Regions from separate parts of the Mus musculus genome. Here region 1 is linked to region 2. A link is a loop called in an ENCODE intact Hi-C map of the cell type or tissue named here. Cell type or tissue: left cerebral cortex. All regions are shown on one strand. Links, peaks and the distances in the headings refer to the core of each region. The heading gives the core; the rest is flanking DNA.

What was found. Peaks named below come from ENCODE experiments on the same cell type or tissue, not always from the same donor. Only the 100,000 strongest peaks of a DNase experiment are listed, where the experiment ranks them.
Region 1: a loop joins it to region 2, with 7 times the contacts of the local background. A loop is called at or near these places in 4 of 42 quality-filtered maps.

The regions. Positions count from the first base shown.
Region 1 is chr7:25,276,044-25,281,404 of GRCm38, forward strand. All of the region lies in intron 2 of Cic (capicua transcriptional repressor), which reads left to right. Among named protein-coding and RNA genes, the nearest start is that of Gm45974, 7.9 kb to the left of the region's middle. In left cerebral cortex, for the core only: CTCF peaks have their summits at 2,315 (motif pointing left), 2,521 and 3,194; DNase peaks (open chromatin) are centred at 1,561, 2,806, 3,203, 4,049 and 1 more place; H3K4me3 peaks cover 2,958 bases; H3K27ac peaks cover 4,116 bases.
Region 2 is chr7:25,176,866-25,182,226 of GRCm38, forward strand. It overlaps a transcript of Pou2f2 not described here. Among named protein-coding and RNA genes, the nearest start is that of D930028M14Rik, 27 kb to the left of the region's middle. In left cerebral cortex, for the core only: CTCF peaks have their summits at 2,861 and 4,738 (motif pointing left); DNase peaks (open chromatin) are centred at 1,652, 2,282, 2,970, 3,624 and 1 more place; H3K4me3 peaks cover 3,443 bases; H3K27ac peaks cover 2,369 bases.

The DNA of each region.
Region 1 (5,361 bases), core at 246-5,245, 99 kb after region 2:
CTCCTGTTCCCTTCCACCCCCACCCCCGCCCTAGGCATTTGCTTCCTCTGGGGGACATGCTGGGGCAGGCTGCCGGCATTCTCTGCATTCTGATCATGGCATGGCCAGCCAGCTGCCATTGCCACCTCCCTTTGACTCTTCCCGCCTGTTCCCCAGGAAAGGAACACCCCTCCAGTACCAACCTGGAGTCCCCACCCAGGAGGCCAGATGTCTCAGTCCCATTGCTGGCATGACCTTCTTGTCTGCTCCTAGTTTCCTGCATGGCTTTGCCGTGTTGCTCTGACCTCCAGCTGTCTGTTTCAGGACTGCCTAGGTGTAATTAATACCTTCATGGTTTTGTCCTTACCTGGGCTTCAGCCCTTGCCTAGCTTTCAGCCCAGCTTCTTCTGTCTTGGCTCCCAATCGAGGGAGGGGGTTCTGTGTCTGCTGTGGCCTCCCCTAGTCCTCCCTTTTCATTTAACTTTGCCCTTGTTATTTTTGCTGTTGTTGCTTCTGAGGCAAGGTTTCATATAGCTCTTGCTGGCCCTTGAAGTCTTTTATGGTTGTTGGTTTTTGTTTTGTTTTTTTGTTTGTTTGTTTTTGAGACAGGAGTTCTTTGTATATCTCTGTCTGTTCCTGAACTCTCTATGTAGACCAGGCTGGACGTAAACTATAGATTCCCCTGCCTCTGCCTCTTGAGGGCCTCCAAGCCTGTCCACTTTACACGGTACTGGGATTGAACCCAGGGCTTTCCCCATACTTTTCCTCATTTATAGGCCAGACTGATCTTGATCTTAGTGTAGTCCTCCTGTCTCAGCCTCTCAAGTGCTGGAGTCAGATCTGTGTGCTTCCTTCCACGTTCAGTTCTCTCACATTATTTAGATACTCTTGCTGCCTCTGTCCCAGCCTCATACCCCTATTCTGTGCATGTCAGTCTCTCTCTCTCTCCCTTAATGTTCACAGATTTGAGAGAGTGTGAGAGAATGTGCATGTGTGTGTGCCACAATGAAATTGTGCAAATCTGAGGACAACTTGTTGGAGTCAGTTCAGTCCTTTTATCTTTATCATGTGGCCTGTGGGAATCAAACTCAGGTAGCAAGGCTTAGCAGCAAGCTACTTTACCCTCTGAGCAGGTCCAGAATCTTTAATCTTTTTCAACTGGAGGGCAGTGGCCAAACACTAAGCCTCCTTCCCCTTTCCTTCTTTTTAAAATTATTAGTGTGTGAGGGAAGCAGAAGACAGTTTTGTGGAGTCTGTTTTCTCCTTGCACATTTAGGTAGGTTCAAGAAATTTAATTTTGGTCGTTTGTACAACAAATGCCTTTACCTGCTGAGCCACCCCCCACCCACCCACTTTCCCATATCTTAGAGTATAGGGAGGTTGTCCAGGCCTGGGGGCTCCTTCTTGGTCTTTTACAAATGAACTGTTTGTTATTGCCCCTGTAACCTGCTTAGACATGTCCGCGGGTCTAGCTTGTACATCCACCCACCATACACCTGTTCCCCACTGGCAGGAAGACGGGGGCTATATGGGCAAAGCTAGGAGATCCGGCTAGAGTGGGTGGCAGGAAAGCAGGTCTCATGTCATCCACCTACCTGCTAGAGGGCATGACCCAAATACCCCATCCCAGTCTTCCAGGGGACACATTTGGTGTTCAAAAGACCAGGTATCACTATGCCATGATCAGTGGGGGGAAAATGAGTCCTAGAGAGGGACTGAAGGGGTTGAACCTGTGTCACCCTGACTCCCTGTGGAACTCACATTCTTCCCACTAGGATACCCACTTTCTCTCCAACAACGAACTGGTATCAATTCCAGTTCATTTTTCTGCTGGCTGCAGGGCTGAGCAGTCCCAAGGCAAGTGAGTGGGAAAGGCAAATACAGGATGTGACAGGGGAGAGCTAAGAGTATTCCTATCAGAGGAAGCCAGAGGTCAGGACAACTCTGGTTCTTGTAGACTTACTTGAAAGTTCAGGTAGGGGTGTCATAGAGCTGAAGTATGTGGAATAAACAGAGTTCAAGGTCGTGAAAGAAAGGATGAACATGCATGACCTCTTCGTAGTTAGCCAGAGCTCCAGACTTAGAGGTTGGTTGCAATGGGGGCTGAAAAGCTGGGGCAAGTGTAAAACTTAGAAACAGTTTAGAGCTGGTAAAGTGAAGGTTGGCTCTTAAGGATCAGATCTCAGTAGATTATCTGAGACGGGAAGAATCACAGAAGAGCGTTACATGAGGGAGATGATAAGGAACTTTCCTGAGCCTGTAGGAGTCTTGGTAAGAGACCCCAAACTCTCCAAGCTTAATAGTTTCTAGCACCTGATTACTGAGAGGGATCAGGCTGCCTCCTCGTGGCAGCTGGCGGTGGGGCAGCAGACGCACGCATGCGCGGGGGGCGGGGGGGGGGGGGAAGGCGTGCATCCCGAAGACCCTGGCGCCTGGGCATTAATGGCTCCATTAGTGGCCGGGAGGGAGGCGCATTAGCGGCGGCGACGGCGTCTGGCTCCCATTACCACCGGCGGCAGCGGCTGCACCGCAGGCGGCTGGACCCTAGCCCGGCGCACCGCCTCCTCCGCCCGCACTTCGTCCCTGGTTCCCGCTCCGCACGAGGGCGCGGGTAGGAAACCCCAGTCTCTATTTCGGCTGAAAAACTGGAGTCTTGACAGGCTTGGGTTCAGATGGCGGTTGCGGCATCTCCTGAAAGCAAGATGTTCCCCCGCCTCCAAGCCCGTTGCTCGCAAAAAAGACAGGAAAACGGTGCACCTGGGGCTTTGTGGACACAGACAGACCGCGCCCAAACTCGTCTGCACCTATGGGTGCGGATTCCCGCGCACCCTTGGGGGTAGATTACCACCTCCACCACGCTAGCAGCGGGACTCGGTCCTTTCTATTGGTTACTGTCGCACCTTCCGACCGCCGATTGGCAGAGGCTCCCTTCCTCACCCCACCCCCGCCCTCAGTGTAGTTAACCCTTATGTGGCTAGGTCCTCCGGGCTGGGTGCCCCCCCCCCCCCGCGCCCCATCCCAGACAGACTGGGTGCCAGCTGGCCCGCGCCCCGTCGCGGCCCGCGTGGGTGTCAGGCCGGCCGGGCACTCGCCCGCCTTCCAAGCACAAAGCGGCTTTGTAGGGCCTGTCGGGGACTGGCTGGGAGCCAGGCGGCTAGTGGAAAATCTCGTGAGCGCTCTGAGAGTAGGAGAACGTAGGGCGGCGCCCCCTCCTCCGCCGGGCGGTGGCGCCTTCCACTGTTCGCGCCGAGTAGCCCTCCCAGCCCCGGAGCCTGCACACAACCACTCCCTGCTCTCGCACCTTTCCACCCCCAAGCCCGCATCCCACTCTCCACCTGCAACCTGCTTTTCTCCCAATCCCTAGAGACACCCCCCAACTTCTCCCCTCTCTCGTTTCCCCTTTTTCTCCCTGCCTACCCTAGCTTGGCGCACACTGACTCACCCTGGCGCTATTTTTAGTCCCCCCCCCCCCATCCCTGTGGAGCCTTGCCAGCCCAATCCTAGGCTTGTTCCCCAGGCAACTCTGGCCGTCGCCGACGCCTCCCGGGATGGGTGGGTGGGTAGGTGGGTGTGTATGTTGAGAGCGGGTGAGGGAAGCTGGGGACACCGGGGTGGTGAGCCGAGCCCGGACCGGGGCGGGGAGCAGCCAAGGGCGGCTGGCGAGGGCGCGGTGCCTCGCGGGCTCAATAATTGGGGCCATGAGTTCCGAGTGAGTCGGCCTGTCCCTGGGTCTGTCAGCATCCCTGGCAGCTTGCCCCAGGCGTCAGGGCAGGTCTTGGCCTGCACCACCCCAGGTGGCTGTTGATGTGTTTGGGTTCTGTCCCCAGGTCAGGATGGTGTGTTTTGTTGGGAGCTACTTAGTTTTGGGCTAAAGCTTTTGTAGAGTTGATGAGAGGTGGTGCAGAGGGTGGCTCCCACTATAGCCCTGCCCAGTACCTGTGGTGGCAAGTGAAGGATGGCTGTGTACCTCCTCTCACATAGGGCTGGGGCCCCGGTTTAGGGAAACCCTCAGCCCTTTCCAACTTGGGAGGCCCCAGTTAGGGTTGGGTATGACTGGAGAGGGGGAGCTGTTTGGGGGATAGGATCTGCTCTTTCCCTTTCACTCGTAATCCACCCCCACCCAGGGTTCTTCCACCCTGAACAATAGAAGCTAAGTATAGGGCTGGCCCAGTGCCCAGGGCAGGGGGGCCCTTCCCGCCCGGATTCCAGCCCCTCCCTGCCAGGCAGGGCCCCCACTTGGTTGTACCCTGCCCCGAAAAGGGCCTCTTCCTATCCTTTTTCCATGGGTACTGTGTGTTCCACCAGATGTGCAATCTTCCCAGATGTGAGGCCCTCTTTTCCTGCTGTGCTGTGCTGTGCTTGGCTTTTTCTCACCCAACAGAAGCAGGGAAGTCTGCCTTCTCCGAGCTCTGTCCCTGGGCTACAATGCAGTGGGGAAGGGGTTAACTTGCCAGTAGGTGACTCACTAAGACTCACAGTTGGGGAGAGGAGGGGCAGCAGTGGGGAGATAGTGGGCCACATTGATTTCAGCCTCACATTGCAGTCCCTAGGGCAGTGAGGTAATGGAGGGTCTGAGTCAGGGGCTGCATAAAGGGGAGGGGGCAGTCACCTAATAGTCCCTTTGGTAGCCCCTCTGGGCTGTCAGCCAAGTGACTGGCCCTCTGGAGGTCAGAGGGTTACAGACCTGCCTGTCCCCTTGGGATCAAGTGACTCAGTTTCTTGCCATCTCCTGCCTTCAGCTTTGTCAGTGAACAGGGCAAGTTGAAAAGGAGGATTGCCTGCTCTTGATCGACCTACCCTTGTGTGACTGTTACCTGTCCAGTGAACCCAGGTCTCCTCTTCTACTCGGGGAGACCCCAGACCCTGGCCTGGGGGCTGCTTGCTTACTGTACTATATTGTCATTGTTTGATCTTGTTTCTGGGCCTTTTGGAATTCCCACTTGTGTCCACCTTGAGTGATGATGAACACTTGAACTTGTTCTTGAGTATGTAAAGCCCTGGCTGTGTGATCATGCATAATTTATTCAGCCTCTTTGAGCTTCATCTTCTCTCGTAAACACTAGGCATAAGGCTGATCTCTCTTCCTAGGTGGCTGTGAAACATCAGTGAACAAGATAACATATACAGGCTTCCACCACAGGGCTGTTCCAGTGGTAGCTCCCTTCCTTTCTCCTGGTCCTTTTTCTGGGGGCAACAGAGGGTGAGCAGTGGCGTTACTCACCTCCTTACACTGCTAAATAGAAGGCCCAGAGTGCCTGGTAGCTTTATAGTGTGATGATGGTGGAAGGCCATGGGGTTCTGGATACCTGATGGGTCTGGGTATTGAAGAAGGTGGTGCCCTGGAGTGTGGGATCGGTTTGATAGAGTCTGTGAGTGTGTTCT
Region 2 (5,361 bases), core at 178-5,177:
GCTGTCAAACCCCCCCAGGCCCTCAGTGAGCAAGCAAGGCACCTGTCCGCGTATTCCACCTAAACCAGCCCACCCTCTTATCCAGGACACATGGGCACTCCCAACAATGACAATAACAATCGTAATTAAAGCCCTGTGCAGAAAGGACACTTTCACATAGGTGACTGTAACGTGCACACGACATGTCCAGTAACCGCACACGGGAGCTTTCCTCCAAGCACAAGAGTCTCATGTCCGCCGCTGACGCCAGACCTAAAACATGGCCTTGCACACCCATGGACACTTCCATACAGGAGCCAGAGAGGGTCTCCCGCATGGCACAAAAAAACCCTTAAGCTGGAAAGAGACCGGTCTGAATACATGCCAGACTCCTCTTGTATGTGGATCACCCACAATGGGGATATTAGGCACTTGACCCCCACTACAAACATATGTCACGATTCTGCACTTTCAGATTCTCTCTTCTCAGGCTCTAGAGCCGCTCCTACCTTCAGTTAGCCCATCCTGAAACACCTCTTCCTTACCATGAAGGCCTTGTATACACGCATGCTGCAGCCACGACCTGATTCTGAACACACTGAGCCCCCACCATGCAATGGCTCCTCACTCTCCCCCTACACGCTGTGGTCTGCTAGGATGGCAAGAGTCCATCTACAACTGTGAAGTTAAGTAGCTGATTGAAATTTCTCTAAATATAAGACTTACTGGTTCTAGTGTCCTAGACCCAACCGTGGAGGGAGAAAGTGGGGAGTGGTCAGCAAGCCATAGCCTTTCTTTTGGGATCTCTCACCTGAGATGCTAAAGCTCTAATGGCCCTCTTGGATAGATACCCTCACACCCCAGTCCTTCCCCATCCCTCCTGTGTTATTTTCTTCTCTGTCCACACCCTTCTCTCTCAATGGGGCTGAGACCACAGTCATAAGCCCTCACTTTGGGTCTTCCCCCATCACACAACCCAGGGAGGCTTCAGCAAGACTTTTCCAGAGGCCAGAAAGAAATAAGAGGTGGTCCCAAGACCCCAGGACAGACCAAAGCCCCCCACGGCTGGAAAGATCAGCATGGAGATCTGTGGGGTTTGGTCACAGAGGTTAGAGTCTGGTGGGAAGTTAGAGGGTCCTTGCCTTTGCCTGGGGGCCCTCTCCCTGACACCCTGTTCAATGCTGAGGCTGCAAAAGTGTTGGGTAAATGAAACTGAAGGAGGGGGAGGGAAGGGAATCAGGGAAATGAGTGAGAGGGGAAGAGAGTGAAATAAAGGGGAGAGAGAAGCTGGTAGATAGAATGGAAAGAGAAAGGAAGACAACCTGGGGGGGGGGGGATCTGTCAGTGAGAAGAGGAAGAGAAAAAACTGGAGGAAAAAAAGAGAAGACATAAAGAGAGAAAAGAGCGTGAAATGACAACAGGGGAAGAAAGGAGAAGAGAACAAGAGACTGCCAACGGGATTCCCCAAGTTACAGACTTGGCCCAGAGAGCTGAGGGGTGCGCTGCGGCTCCTTAACATCACTCTGGGGCCCCTGGGCTCCGCTTTCCACATCTCTTCACGCCTGAGAAACACCACCGCCTCTCTTCTCCGCGTCCCATCCCTGGCTGCTTCCACTTCCCGTTCCCTACCCTTCCTGCCGGCCGGCCAAGGCACCCCGTTCCTTTCTCTCACGCCCCCATTCCCACCCCCAAGCCTTTTCTTGTTCCCAGTCCCCTTACCTCTCCCCCCCATGCACCCTGCTTGCTTCGGAGCTTCAGACAGCATCACCAACCATCGCCACACTAAACCGGCCCCCACACCCCCAGGAAGGAGGGGGGAGAGGAAAGAAAAAAAAAAAAAGCAGGCGATACCGCCACCAGCCCTGAACCCTCTCTCCTCATTTTCTTCACGGTTACCCCTTCTTCAAATGCAAGGTTAAAATAGGATGTCCCACCCAGCCCTGGGAGCTTCTCCGAAGCGCCGCGACCAGCCAGGAGCGGATGCCACCTTGCCTCGCGTCTCCGAGCTCACTCCTTTTTGTGTTCGATGGCCCCAGATGCGATGTGTTTTTGTTTTCAACACCTTTTTATTGGTGTGGTTTCCCCCCCCCCTTTTCCCCTTTTCTTTATTTTTTGGCCTGGGGGGCGGCGACGATGAAGCGCCCGCCGCCTGCCTCTTTCGCCAGCTCCGGGGCTGTCTCTGGCTCTTTCTCTAGTCTGCGCTCCCCGCCTCCCTCCTTTTTCTTCTCTGTCTCGGCTCTCGCTCTTCCGTCCTTTCAGCTCCATCCTCCGCCGGCTGCCTTCTCTCTCTCTCCTGCTTCCCCCTTCACACCTCTTCTTTCCCCATCCTTTTTGCCTCCTCTCCTTTTTTTTCCCCCCTCTTCAACCTCTCAATCCCCATATTTCCTATCCCAACCCCCCTCCGTCTCTCCTTTGGTTCCTTCACTGCCTCCAACAGCAAGCCGATCCCCCACACCACTCTCGCCCCCAAATAATAAAAATACCCAGCCAGGGGGCAAAGCCTGGGTGCGAGCGCCGGGAGGGAAGCGAGAGGGCCGGGGCCGCAGCAGCGCGGGCAGCCGGAGAGCGGTGCAGAGCGAGCGGCGCCCGCCCGGCTCCCGCCCGGAGAGCTCTCTGCAATAGGCCGAGCCGGCTGCATTAAGCTTCTTGCAATCAATAAAGCGCGGGTCAGATTATGCAAAGCGCAGATATTAATATGCAAAGTTTTAAAGATTTTTAAATGGAAGGGCGAGCGCGGCGCGGGCGGGCAGGCAGGGGCTGCGAGGGGAGAGGGAGGAAGGGAGGGCGGGCGGGCGGGCGCGCAGGCGAGCTGGGGAGAGGAGGAGGCTGCCCGCCGCCCGCCCGGCTGCGCCGCGCCGCCTTGCCTTACCGCTGCTCCCATCGGTAGGCGCCGCTGTCTTCGCCATGCGCGTCAGCTGCACGGCTCCGAGGGGATGGCCGAGGAGGAGCCGCCGCCGCCAACGCTACCCCCGCTCCCGCTCCCGCTCCCGCGCCCGCTCGCTGCCTGCTGCTGGCGCTGCTCTGGCCGCTGCTCCTCGCCTGAGCTGCCGGCGCGAGCCCAGGCGCGCGCCATCCCCGGCTCCCACCTTGTCCCCATGGCAACCCCGGGCCCAAGGATGCTCAGAGAGAGAGCGCGAGCCGGAGAGCGAGGGGGGGAGAGAGGGAGAGGGAGAGGGCGGGGAGCGCAGGGGACACGGAGGCAGGGAGAGGCCGGAGACCCACAGAGACACAGAGACTCAGAGACAGAGAGACTCAGAGATATGCAGAGATACGCTGAGACAGAGACACGGACATGGTAGAGGAGAGAGAAGCAGAAGGGAACACTAACACAAGGGGAAGTCCTGACACACAGAGATACACAGAGACACACAGAGATATCAGGGATATGGAGAGATACAGAGACATAGGGAAAGGAAGAGAGGTTGTGAACAGAAAGAAACTTACTCAAAGACACAGAGAAGGAGACGCTCGGGCCCAGAGACATAGAGAGACAGAAACAGAGACGATGCTCAAAGACAGAGACACAGAGACACCGAAAAACAAATTAGATGCAGCGGAAAGAGAGGAAGGCGAAAAGAGAGAGTGGAGATTCAGCAGAGAGAGACTCAAAAGCGAGAAGAGGCCCTAAAGCCCGAGGTAAAGAGACACTCAGAGACAAAGAGAAAGAGAAAAAGAAGAGAGAGGGTAGTGCAGGAGGCAGAGAAATCCAGTAGCAGAGAGAGGTCCAGAGATGTACAGAAACAAACAGACCCAGGAATGGAGGAGTAGGGGAGCAAACGGGGCACAAAGATAGAAGCACTAAGAACCACAGAGACACCCAGAGACAAAGAGATAAGGAAAAGAGGTCCCTGCACAGGAGAGATGAGAGACAGGAAGTCAGAGCTGAAACGGAGCCCCACAGAGACAGAAAAGACAGACTGAGCAGGAGGGAGAGACCCGAAAAGAGATAAAGACTGAGAGATGCGGGAGAGAGGCCAACGAGAGAGGGGAGGTAGAGGCAGAGGACTCCAGAGATGGGAAGTCGCACAGACCAGAGATTAGACCTGGAGAATGAGAGATGGGGAGCCAAGGAAGGCAAGACGAACGAGCAACACCAGAGGGACCCCAACAGAGACCAGAAGATCCAGAGACACAGAAAATGGCACAGAGTGTAAAAAAGTGAAAGCCAGACAAGGGCAAGTTAAGATTGGGGGGGTCGGGGGGCGTCGGGCAGAGAAGCCAAGAACTATGCACGAGATGAAAACACACACAGAGAGCCATGGAGGGGAAGACACTGAAAGTAAGGTCACTGCGAGAGACAGCGGCAAAAACAGGTCTAAAGACTGACGGCGGACACTGAGAAACACCGACCTGGGCACTCCAGAAAGGAGAAGCCTAATGAGACAGCACGGAATGCCAGGTGGAGGCCCACACTGGAAGGGGCTCTCTGATGAACAGTGATGTGTAATGAGAGATGAGGCAGAGACGGCGAGAGACGCAAAGTCCAAAGCATAGACCTAGACGATGGGGGGAGGGGGGAGATGTAACAGAGGCAGAGCCCAGAGAAAACTCGAAGGGAAAGGACGGGCTGGGATGACAGCAGAACCTAGGGGTGTGACAAGCAGTGGGGGACACTGGAAGGGGGAGAGCACAGGGTGTGGGGAGATGGAGAGGAGAGAACCCCTCTCCTGGGGAACAGTATGCGACTAGGAGAGGACTGAGAACTGGGTAGAGCCAGGGACCAGGGGAAGGTCCTCACAGGGTCAGCAGAGGGCTCGAGGCTTCCACCCCCTGCTGGCTGGGGCGTGGAGGTGCAGAAAGAAAGAGAGGAAGTCTTTGGTTCTCAGAAATGGGAAGAGATGCTACCGAAGGGAGGAAGAGGAGGCCCGGACCCGCACGTGCTGCGCGATCTCGGCTCCTAGCCGCAGCCATCACCCTCCGCTTTGTTACTGAGAAGGTTTTCCTGCCCCCCCCCCCCGTATATTGGGTGTGCACACTGGATCCTTGAGATACGAGAAAAATACCACACCATTACCCCCATACTGCCCACTTGTACAGAGAAGCCTCCCGAGACCTACACTGCAAGCGCAGATCCTAAAACAGAAACAAATACAGAAAACACCTACCCCGCAGGCAAGCAGAGTAAGGTACCTGAGACCGCTAGAGCGTGTGCAAAAAGCGAACGCGGAACTACTCGCTACTCCCCGTACCAAGCGGCCCCGTGGGACTCACACAGTGTGCGAGAAACAAACGGACGCAAGAACTATCTACTTGCGTATAAAGTAGGCACCGCGTCTTGCGTCTTAGGCAGTATGTGCCCAACAACCTCGCAATCACTTATGAGAGCCTGCAGAGGGGATTCTGTGGTTTGTGCACAGCACAAATAAATAGAGCGGTTCCCTC